2 separate regions of the Mus musculus genome follow, and region 1 is linked to region 2. Evidence: chromatin loops called from intact Hi-C (ENCODE). Cell type or tissue: heart. All regions are shown on one strand. Each heading gives the region's core, and the rest is flanking DNA. Links, peaks and the distances in the headings are about the cores only. Region 1 holds the start of Gm49894. Region 2 holds the start of Myl12a (myosin, light chain 12A, regulatory, non-sarcomeric).

Evidence for each region. A loop is a pair of places that touch in the nucleus more often than their neighbours do. Peaks named below come from ENCODE experiments on the same cell type or tissue, not always from the same donor. Only the 100,000 strongest peaks of a DNase experiment are listed, where the experiment ranks them.
Region 1: it touches region 2 in a loop (5-fold over the local background); 1 of 42 quality-filtered maps calls a loop at or near these places.

What each region holds. Positions count from the first base shown.
Region 1 is chr17:69,379,496-69,384,865 of GRCm38, forward strand. Gm49894 reads right to left here and starts at 4,686. Exons shown (of 3, transcript XM_030250167.1): 1 at 4,605-4,686; 2 at 3,681-4,516; 3 at 1,248-2,803. The coding sequence starts at 4,686. The coding sequence ends at 2,756. It overlaps Zbtb14 (zinc finger and BTB domain containing 14), which reads left to right and starts at 4,309. Exons shown (of 3, transcript NM_009547.3): 1 at 4,309-4,730. In heart, for the core only: a CTCF peak has its summit at 3,171; DNase peaks (open chromatin) are centred at 3,426, 4,016, 4,686 and 5,106; H3K4me3 peaks cover 2,818 bases; H3K27ac peaks cover 2,642 bases.
Region 2 is chr17:70,999,117-71,004,486 of GRCm38, forward strand. It overlaps Myl12a (myosin, light chain 12A, regulatory, non-sarcomeric), which reads right to left and starts at 3,417. Exons shown (of 4, transcript NM_026064.2): 1 at 2,992-3,417. It also overlaps a transcript of Myom1 not described here. In heart, for the core only: CTCF peaks have their summits at 3,157 and 4,241; a DNase peak (open chromatin) is centred at 3,515; H3K4me3 peaks cover 4,555 bases; H3K27ac peaks cover 4,905 bases.

The sequences.
Region 1 (5,370 bases), core at 289-5,288, 1.6 Mb before region 2:
AACTGTTCTCAGGGTCTACTTCTCATGGCAGTCTCTTCCTCCCTCCTGTGTGGCCTGAGCAACTCCTGGATTCTCAGACTTTGGTTGAGAGCCAGCCACTGCTGTATCAGTCTGTAAGTCATTCTAATAACCCCCTTCTTATATGGAGATTCATCATGTAAGTTGTTACTCCGGAGAACCCTAATACACTGGTATCTGAAATTTGGTTTCCTCCATCCCTTCTGCTAGTTCCCTCTCAGCCTACAGGTCTTAAAGGTATAATGAAGCTTCTATTGATTTCCCATCTGAATCTAGTTCCCCTGTTCCCTTTTCATGGTAGTGTATGCTTTAAAACCTTTGTGCTAAGGTCCTTGCTGGGACATTTGTTGAGTGTGTACATCTTTATCTCTGTGGTGTCGGCTCACTTTGTTCTTCATCGTATCTAGGGTTCTTGGGGCAGGAAGGTGGAAGGGTATTTATGGCACTAGGGGAGACATTTGTTTCCTTTTGTTGAGCTGTTGCCTACCCAGAGTTGGCTGGGTTCAGTTTATTTGCAATGGGTCTCATCCTCTAAGACATTTGTCATTCAAGGCAGCAGAGGAAGTGGTGACCGGATGGTTCATTTAAACACAGTCAACCAAGGGCGTGACGTACAGAACATGGGCTACTCAAAGCTTCTACTTACAAGTTGTCCAATCTCTACTACTTGTATCTATAGCCAAAACCAACAGTAGACCCCAATGGTCAATGTGAGGGAGACATCAACTCCACTCACCCATAAACCCCCTACAAAACAGGACACCTTTCAGCTGTCCCTTACGTGTCTATCTAAGCCCTGGTATCCCACAGGCCACCCTGTTATGTTCTACAATCCAGCCTCACAATTCTCAGAAACAGGTTTTGTTTCAGAGGCTGTGAGCATTCTTTGAGGAAAATAGCGTGCTCTAAATGACCCCAGCAGTTGTCTTCCACGGTAGCCATTGTTAGTAGAAGAGAAAGAACACGTCCATCGAGGGCCTTGATCCCTATTAACTACTGCACACTGTGCCCTTTATTTCTGAATTCTGGGTTGACTCTTGCTATCAGCTGGTGTCTTCTATGAGCCTCATGGGTGCGAAGGGTGTGGGACCAGGCAAGGAGTTTCCCATCCTCCTTCCCAAGAGAGTGATGCTTTTGTTAGTTCCCCTGAGTCCTGATGATAAGCAAGGACCAGCCAGGCAGAGTACAGTTGCTATGCATCTGAATTCAAGGAGTCATTGATACAAAAGGAAAAAAAAAAAAGTCAAGCACTTTATTGTTCTGATGTTTATGAACTCTGATGAACTAAATTTAAAATCCAAGGACAAACTCTCTTTCATAGGCAAGAGGACCATGTCTACACAGGAGGCAAGCAATAAATCCAGGAGGAGTGAAGCCCTTCCAGGTGTGCTCCAAGAGCAGCAGCAGGTGGTGACACTGAAGATTACTGGAAGCTGGCCGTGTTCCCACACCGTGAACTTAAGCCATTGCTCTATCACCTCAGGACATAACCTCACGACAGATGGGTATTACTAGTGCCCCGTAAGCAAAACACAGACAGGACTAAAGTGTAAACACAGAGCTGTACGAAGGAACCCGAATAACGCAAACAGGCGGAGTGTCAGGTATGAGGACCACTTCCTGCCATGATGCTAGAATCCAACACCAACAGTAGCATATCAGGGGATTAATATTTGCACTAAAAGCTTAACTGGGTGTTGGTCAGTCTTTATGACTGCCTTGATTTCTTTGTCTCCATTCCAGAAAAGAGAGTGGGGCTTAAAAGGCTGGAGAGATGACCCACAGTTAAGCACTTGCTCCTCTTCCAGGGGACCAGAGGGCCAACACCCATCTCAGGTGGCTCATGATGGTCAGGGGATCCAGGGCCTCTGGCTTCTAGGAGCATACGCATCATATGCGCTACCCCCATATACTCACCTGTGTGCGCGCGCACACACACACACACGCATAATAAAATCGTTTTAAAAAAGTAACACTAGACCAGGTTTATTCTATCTCAAGTCTTTCACCAAACCCTACTAACACAAAGGCTATTGTGTGCACCAAAAGACACGAGTAGGAGCTAAAACTTTGGCTCGGTAGTTCACAGCCCTTACTGCTCTTTCAGGGGACCCAGGTCTAGTTCCAAGAACTCATATGGTGATTAACAATCATCCTGCTCCAGTCTCAGGGGATCTGAACCCCCTTCTGACTGGCCTCCGCTGCCACCAGGCACACACGTGGTGCACACACATTCATGCAGGCAAAGCATTCATACACAGAAAATAAAAATTTGAAGGCGTGTATTTAAACACCGTGGGGGACATTAAACCAGTACTGGTTAATATTTTAGCTGAGGCTGAATATGGTGTCCTTTAGAAAATTGAGGCGACCATAGTTTTCCTTCATGTTTACTTAGGCATCCGGTACAGGCATTCTTTTACATCTTCCCAGAAGTCCATGGTCCTGCCCTAATTGCAGATGTTATTCACGTGATTTAACATAAGACTGTTGAAAGTGTGACAAAGCAGCAGAAGTGAAGTGACATTTAGGAGCACAATAGCTCAATCCAGCTGCCAGTATTGCAGGTTGAACAGAAATTTTGGGGCTAAAGGGACTTTCCAGGTCGTGGGCCTGAGGGCAGGTAAAGAGGATCAGGAAGTGCCTCACAGAGAACACAAGGTTTCAGCAGCAGCGGAGCTATAACTTACATGGATGTCCTGACATTACCAGGCTATCAGATCTCTCCATGGGAGCATCAAGTGCAACCTAGTTCTGGAAACATGATGGCTAGAGAGGGATGTACCTGGGTAAACGTAAAGGCACCAATTAGTCTGGTAGATCTAGAGCTTTGGGATTGAGCAGTTTGTCCAGGGTGACCGGAATTTCCCCTTATACTCCAAATCAAAAATGGCACTTCATTTGCTCTGCAAATGCCTGCTCCCCATAAACAATGCCTCAGTGGCACGAACCAAGCCATGAGCCTGGATATTCGGTCGAGACGGTACAGGGGAGACAGACGGTGCACCGGGACACCTGCCCAAAAGCCAGGCCGAGCTCAGCGCCCGAACCGTGCGCGCCCAGGGGCAGACATGGCCCACGCACATGCACACGCACACGCACGGGAGCGCAGGCTCCCCGCGTTCCCGACGCAGTGCCGAGGCCGGGCGCCGGCGGGAGCCCTGGAGTCGGGAGCTCCAGGAGGGGGCGGGTGCTCGAGAAAGGAGCTCGTGCATTCGCTCCCCTGGCCGGCAGAAGCCCCGCCCCGACCCCGCCCACCCCCTTCTCCCGCGCGCGGGCTCCGCGCGCCCCTTGCCGCGCGCGTGCGCGCGCGTGCGCAGGCCAGGGCTCTCCGCGGGCGGCCCCGTAGACCCAGGGAAAGCAACCACCCGTCAGGTCCCAGATTAACCCTTTCCTCGCTCGCTCACGAGGGAGGCCCCAGCCAGTTCCGTGCCTGCGCAAGCGGCGGCGCGCCTTCTCTCCCCCCCACTACCCCGGAGCCCGCACCGCGCATGCACGGGGAGGGGGGTGGTGGGGGTGTTCGCGGCGGGTTGGCTAGTGTGTGCTCGTGCAGGAGGAGGGCTGCCACCACCAGGGACGTGCACGATTCCCCCCCTACCCCACCCCCTCCCCAAACTCAGAAAAAAAAAAATTAAAAAAAAATCCAAAACACTGCCACCCACCGTGCCCCCGCGTCCATCCCGTCCCTGGCTTGCGCGCTGCCGAGCGAGGGAGCCCACAGCGACAGCGAGCGTCTGTAGCGGTGCCAAGCTGCAGGTAAGCGCGGGCCGGGTGCTGGAAGGGCCGGGGACGGGCGCGGGGACGCGGGGGCAGCCGGCGGCGGGCGCGGCCGGGGCGGCTGCGAGGAGGCGCGTTCCCGCCGAGCTCCGGGGCAGCAGCCAGCTGCAGGATGTGGCGGCGCAGCGCGGTGCGAGCGGGATCGGGGCGTGGGCCGCGGTTGGGCGTGGGGGGCCGGGCGTCCCCGGTGGCTGCGCAGGCCAGCGAGCGGGTGGGGAAGAGGCCAGGCGGCGGCCCCGCGCGCGCGCTCTCTCTCCGCGGCCGAGTTCATGGCCGCCTGGCTCTCCGCGCCGCAGTGCACCGCGGTGGGGGTGGGGACGGCCGAGCCGGGCCCGAGCGCGGCCCGCGGGGCGCCGCCCCTCGCAGCTGTGGTTTCCCCCGGAGCCGACGGGACCCCCCGCGCACGCTCCCCCGCCTGCGTCCGCCGAGCTCCGGGGAGCCGGCCGCGCGCCGCCCCCGCCCTTGGCCGCGGGAGGGCGCGGGAGGACCAGACGCGCAGGCCGCGGAGTGCGCGGGGCGCGAGCTCGGGGCTCGCGGGCGGAGCAGGGCGCGGCGCGGCGCGGGGCTGCGGAACCGGCCGCATGCCCGCTCCCGAGCTCGTCGCGCCGCCGGGGCTGCTGCGGGCCAAGGAAGAGAGCCTCGCGCCCGCGCCGCGACCTGGAGAAGTGGAGGATGGTGGAAGGGAAGGTGGCCCGTCGCTGGCGGGCACAGCTCAGGGGAGCTTTTGTTTAGGAGAGAATGCTGAGGGCTCGCTGCATCCGGCGGCTCATTGGCTGCGAAATGCGAATGTGGGCTCCCCACGCGCGGACTGCGCCCCATGTCTTTCGCGGGGCCCCGGATTCCCCACTCCCAAGTTGTGCGGTCGCAACAGGGAAGTGGTGTGGCCGCCATTGTCGCAGCTGCTCCGGAATAAGGAGGCGGCTGCGGCTGCTTATGTAAGTTTGCTTTGGGAAAGCCTGGCTCTGTGCTCGGTGAGGACGCCTTAACGCTCCCGCGATTTGGGGAGCTGCTAGCAAGGAGCTGCTTTATAGTATTATAGGTGTTGGGCTATGTCTTGTCCTACACCTACTTACACACATACTGGCAATGGTTATCTTCAGGTTTGACTCATTTGAACTTAGCAATGGGAACATCTCTATAGGGGGAAAAAAAAACCGAGCCGATTGCCCTGTGACCTCCTTTGAAAAAGAATTACACACTCACCAGAATCGAGAAGGCGTACGCACGCTGATATGTTGCCATAGCTACCATAGGGCCACTCTTCTCCCAAGTCCATGACCTCAGAAGTGCCACGGAGGGAATTTCTGCAGGGAATGCCTTCCCTTAGGCTGACTGCCGGCCCAGGGTGCATCTAGAACCCAGGAAGGCTGAGGTGAAGACTGGAGGGAGCATCCTTAGAAACTATCTTACCAGCCCTCACTCCGTGCACATGGGAAAGCCTGCTAACTCAGAGCCCTGTGATTCCTATAGTATGAACTTGTTATGGGTTCTCAGGATGTCGACCCTTTGGTGGAATCTCGGACAAAGTCATTGTGTAGGACTGTATTGTAACACGGCCACCTGCTTCTACTGCAC
Region 2 (5,370 bases), core at 156-5,155:
TGCATTTAAAAATTAGTAAACACATTATAAGCAGCGGAAAAGAGGTTTTATTCAGCATTAGCAACAGCTTCACACAGAGTGTTAGCTTATCCCATACTTAATTCAATTGTATTAGGACCGGCTAATTATATTAACTTAAGTTTAAAAGTGTTAAAGCTCGTATGTAACCTATCCACACAGCAGGAAAGGAATGCAGTACAATGATTGGTCCGACTTGGGCAATGAGCTACATACTTCCCATTCCAGAGCAGTGACTCTCAAGTTAAAACAAGGCATAAAGGTAATGAAAATGTGATGCGGGTGGTGAATGCTTTAACCCCAACACTGGGAGGCAGCTGTGGATGCACAGTGAGACGTGATCATTAAACACTTAAGAGTTCAGAATGGTTCCCTTCTTTCTAAGGCTCAGAGAGGAGACTGCAAATCCAGTCACTATCACTTGGAAGTGACATTATCACTGTTTGTAGAATCAAGATCAGATGTTTGTCGTACTTCAAGAAGCTAATTCTGTCCCAGCACTTGGGAGGCAGAGGGAGGTGGATTTCTGAGTTCGAGGCCAGCCTGGTCTACAAAGTGAGTTCCAGGACAGCCAGGGCTACACACAGAAACCCTGTCTTGAAAAAAACAAAAACAAAAAACAAAAAACAAACAAACAAACAAAGAAGCCAATTCTGTCCAAATCTGGTAATATGTATGATGCTGGGCCGCAACTCTTTCAAGATGACATTGACTCACAGGTCTGTCTCCCACACAGAAACCTGGAGCTTCACAGCCATGACACAGCCAAATACCCACCTACCCAAACAACACCAACCTACAAACGCGAGAGAAAAGAAAATATCCAAAATTTTAGTGGAGATTCGCTTTCGTACCTTTGGATACAACTTTTGCACTTCAGATGTTAAAATCTTAAAAGATCTCTAAAGATCTCTAATATATTTTATACGCCTACTGAAAGACTCTTAATAACACTCCTCTGTAGAGTCGACTGAGCCCCCTCGACAGGCAAGAGAAACTCTAATCTCTCTGTCCAAGCTCAGGTAAAGGAGCACGGTGACGTCAGAGGGAATCTTTGAGAGTGGCGCTGGTCTCTTTGCTGTAGTTCTAAAAATGTGAAGCTGTAAAATAATCCTCAAGTTAGTTTAAAAAGAGCAGAATAAAACTGCAAATATTTGTTAGGGTTTACGGCAGGATCACCTGAGAACCTCACTTTGAAGGCTTTGTGAAAGATCTTTGGTATGAGACTGGCTGGCTGGCCTTCTAGAAAACAGCAGAAAGTTTCAGATCATCAACAGAGAAGGGAGGGCAAGGGTGGTCAAGGTAGTTTCTATTCACAGATGGCAATGAGTATAACCTTGTTTTAAACCAAGACAGTGCTGTAGCCATGCATGGTGTATGGTGTGGGTTGTTTGCAGTTCTGCCTCATGTATGCTAGGTATGCACTCTGCCACTGAGCTACCCCCCCCCCCCCCAAGAATAAGCGACAGCCTCATGCTTAAGGAAGACATCAGACTGTGAAGACAGTCCTGGAGAGGCTTTCTCCACATGCCAAGGGCAACCAGATTTTACAGAATCTTTAGAAATGTAGACTTTATAGAAACGTTGGTACTTAAGTTTTGAAAACGCTAAAGCTGGTGTGATGGCTGGTAACTGGATTTATAATCCTAGCCCTGGAAGTAGGAAGACCATCTTAAGTTCCAGGCCAGCATGGACTAAAAGGAGACCCTACCCAAACTAACAAACAAATTAACAACAACAACAAAAGAGCAGACTATGAAACTTCTTAAGTAGGACTAAGCCATACAAAGATATACATGAGATTGCCTAAATTAAATAGAATCTCACGTGCCTAAACTTGTAATAGATGTAAAAGATAGAAATTCTTAACAGAACATCTAAACTAAGCATACTTAGTTAATACCTTTTAATAAAAAAGCTCTCTTAAAACTAGTAAATATATCCTTCCAAATACTCCCATTTCAAAACCTCAGGTATTTGGCCTGCTTCGAAGTCCAGATCAAATCTCTATTATTTAATCAGTGCATTTCTTACTAGATGAGATGTGGGGGAGGGGATAGACTCAGTTTTTAAAAGTTGGTATTTCAGTTTCAAGGAAAACCAAGTCTTTATTTCTTAGGCACACTTCCGGTTGACAGTCAGCTTGGATCTTCCCACAGCCACACCCAAAAAAAGTTTTGAGCACCTTTTAAAAGTCATTAGTCGCCAGGATCGACTTGTCAACTACACCTCACTTTTGAAGACAAAATACCTTTCTAATTAATCCTCATCAAAGGCCATCCAGAAAAAAAAGAAAATATCAGCAATTTTAGTGAAGATTCGCTTTCGTCACCTTTTGATACAACGTCTGCACTTCAGATGTTAAAATCTTAAAAGATCTCTAAAGATCTATAATATAGTTTATACGCCTACTGAAAGACTCTTAATAACACTCCTCTGTAGAGTCGACTTAGCCCCCTCGACAGGCAAAAGAAGCTCTAAATCTCCTCTCTGTTCAAATACCGCTTTAAAAAAGTTTTACTTAGAGGGGCGCACACTAGAGTTGTATATCTGAACAGGGTCTTGCTACTACACATAGCCGCGCAGCTGCGACGACAGTTGCCGAGGGTGGCGGTGCTATCTTACGGTTTTATCCGCACACTCCCTCCTCGATCCCGGCAAGTTTACGTTAGCAACTCAACAGAGCTCCGGAGTCAGCTCTCTGGGGCTCTCTGGTTTCGCGGGGAGGCAAGGATCCAAGGCGCGCGGCGCCGGCGAGCTAAGCAACATTTCCCAAGTTCCTAGTGTGGGAAGCAGAGCGGGGTCTGCGCCCCGGCCGCCCCCAGCTCGCTCCAGCTCTCCCCCGGCTCGCGCACACATGCCCAGGTACGCTCCCCGAGCCGCGGCTCCCGCCGGTCCCCGCCGCCCCGCGGGGACACCTTCCCGGGCCGGACCGAGCCGCCCCCGCCCCGCGCCGCGGCCAGCACCACTCACCCTGCTCAGCCGCGAGAACCGAGAGTGAGCGTCTCCGCGAAGCTCCGCCGCTGCCGCCCTCCCAGACTTTCTAACTTTCCAGACTCCGCAGTACGGCCACTTCCGGCCTCCGCTCGCGAACCGGAAGGAAGCCTAGCGGCCATGCTCCTTCGCCTCGGTGCGCCAGCCCGGACGGGAGGGGGCGCCTCGGGGAAGGTGACAGAGCGGATGGCAGGCGTGGGGCGCCGACGGGGAGTCCGGGACGCGGAGTAGGGCTTAAAGAATCCTGTGGAGGGTCTCTCGGTCTAATCACCGGCTCTTCCTCTTTCTCCCGTCTCTTTTAGAATTGTGATTCTGCGCCCTCCCCCCTGTCAGCAGATGGTTGCGCCTGGCCCGGAGCTCTCCCTCTGCCCGCATTCCAGAGCGCGGCGAGAGGCGGGGACCCCCGTCTAAGTCCTTTTAGGGCAATTGAGGAGCCGGGCCGCGGACGTCACGTGACTGGCCCTGGCCCCGCCCCCCAGAGCCCGGGGCCTCCCCTCGCCCCGCAGCTGGAGCGCGCCTGCGCAGGAAGCTAGGGTGACTCACTGTCTAGGTCAGCGCCTCTGGGTCTGGGCAGCGTGGGAGTTTTTTATGGAGTTCTTCACGCTTCCCACGCGGGAGGAAACACTGAAGTTTCAGGGCCGCCGCCGCGCTGTCTCTTTGGTCCACTTAAGAGTTCATGAATTCAATATCGATTGCCCTCTTCCCAAACGTTCTCTGGAACTTTCTACAAGAGTCCCCCTTTACCCTGATGGTGACTCCTGCTTGCTCCACCTATGTCGCTCGAGGGTGAATGATGTAATTGGAATAAAGTGCTGGACCAATTTACCCGCCGGGTCTCCTTGCGTGGAGCAGCTGCTAACAATAGTTCTTATTTAAAGGAAGAGAGATTATTACGAGCCTGGCGGGATTCGTATCCCCAAGACTGGATGTTTTCTTCAAGAAACATTCCTCCCATTAATCAGTGATATGGTTTGAAGTTAACTCAAAAGCAGAGCCGCTGAGGGGGAAAATGTCCTAATCCTACAGATGTCAGAAACAAAATTTTTCTCCCTTTGATACTTGTACAAATACAAATAACTGGGTACTTCATCTCCAGCTCCCTACACCAAGGTCTTTAAGAGTGTGTTCTTCATCTTCAGGGACTTTAAGGGGCCCAACATGACTTTTAAGGAAGACTGGGGACACAGCTGGTGGCTGGCTATGACAGTACAAACTCAGAGGTCTGAGCAGTCAGAGACCGTGGATTCTGAGGCAGTGCAGCAATGCCCTAATGCCTCTACGAGGAGGTGGCCTGTCACCCTGGAAAGCTTAGGCCTTCCTCAGCTCCCTGTCCAGAAGGAGAACACCAAAACCCCTTTTCAGGATGGGCATTATCCGTCCCACCTCAGCTGGAAAACGGGACCTTGTTGCTTCTCTAGGAGCTGCCTGATATGTCCTTGCCAAATGAATCAATAGGTTTAGACTGGTAAGTGCTGTGGGAGGAGGGGGAAGGCTCTGGCTTGCCTGTTTTAAAATGAACAGTTGCTACCTCGGGACTGGGTTGTGGGATGGAAGAGAAAGGGCGGAGATCTACAAGGAAACAAATATGAATAAGTTACAGAAGAGCAAATAAACCTACCTGGGGACTAGTGGAAGATGTCCCAGAGGGCAATTGTGCCGATTCTAGGAGTTGATAGAGGAAAGAGGAGAGAGAAGTGTGTCAGGTCCTCTGGAGGGGCAAAGAACCCAGCTCATATGAAATTGGTTTCTGTTCACCCTGTATTCATTGCCATAGATAACCATGGACATATCAAATCAAGGTGGAAAAGGAAGTCTGCATAGTGTAATGTCTGATATGAAGTTCTAATGACTACACCCACTTCTGAAGGCCTCTGACATCTACGAGCCTGTTCTTTTGTAACCTAACAGAACTCTTCATGAAACAGCAGGTGAGTCCTTTTTACTCCAAGTTTGACAGTTTGGGTTCTGCCCCATATCTTTCCTTTAGCAAGCTGTGTAACTCGGAGAGCAAGTCCCTGGGTTGACCTGAGGCCTAATTTTCTGATATCCCTCCAGCCCGCCTTACAAGGCTTTCTGGTGAAATGAGATCATTTACAATTTCAGTTATTTCTTTTGTGTATATGGATATTCAACTGCATGTACATCTACACACCAGAAGAGGGCATCAGATCCCATATATGTGGGTGCTGGGAATTGAAGCCAAAACCTCTGCAAGAACAGCCAGTACTCTTAACTGCTAAGCTACCTCTCCAGCTCCTTGCTTACTGTGGGTGGTTTGAATGCGATTGGCACAGGGAGTGAGTGGCACTATTAGGTAAGACCTAGTTGGAGTGGGTGTGGCCTTGTTGGAGGAAGTGT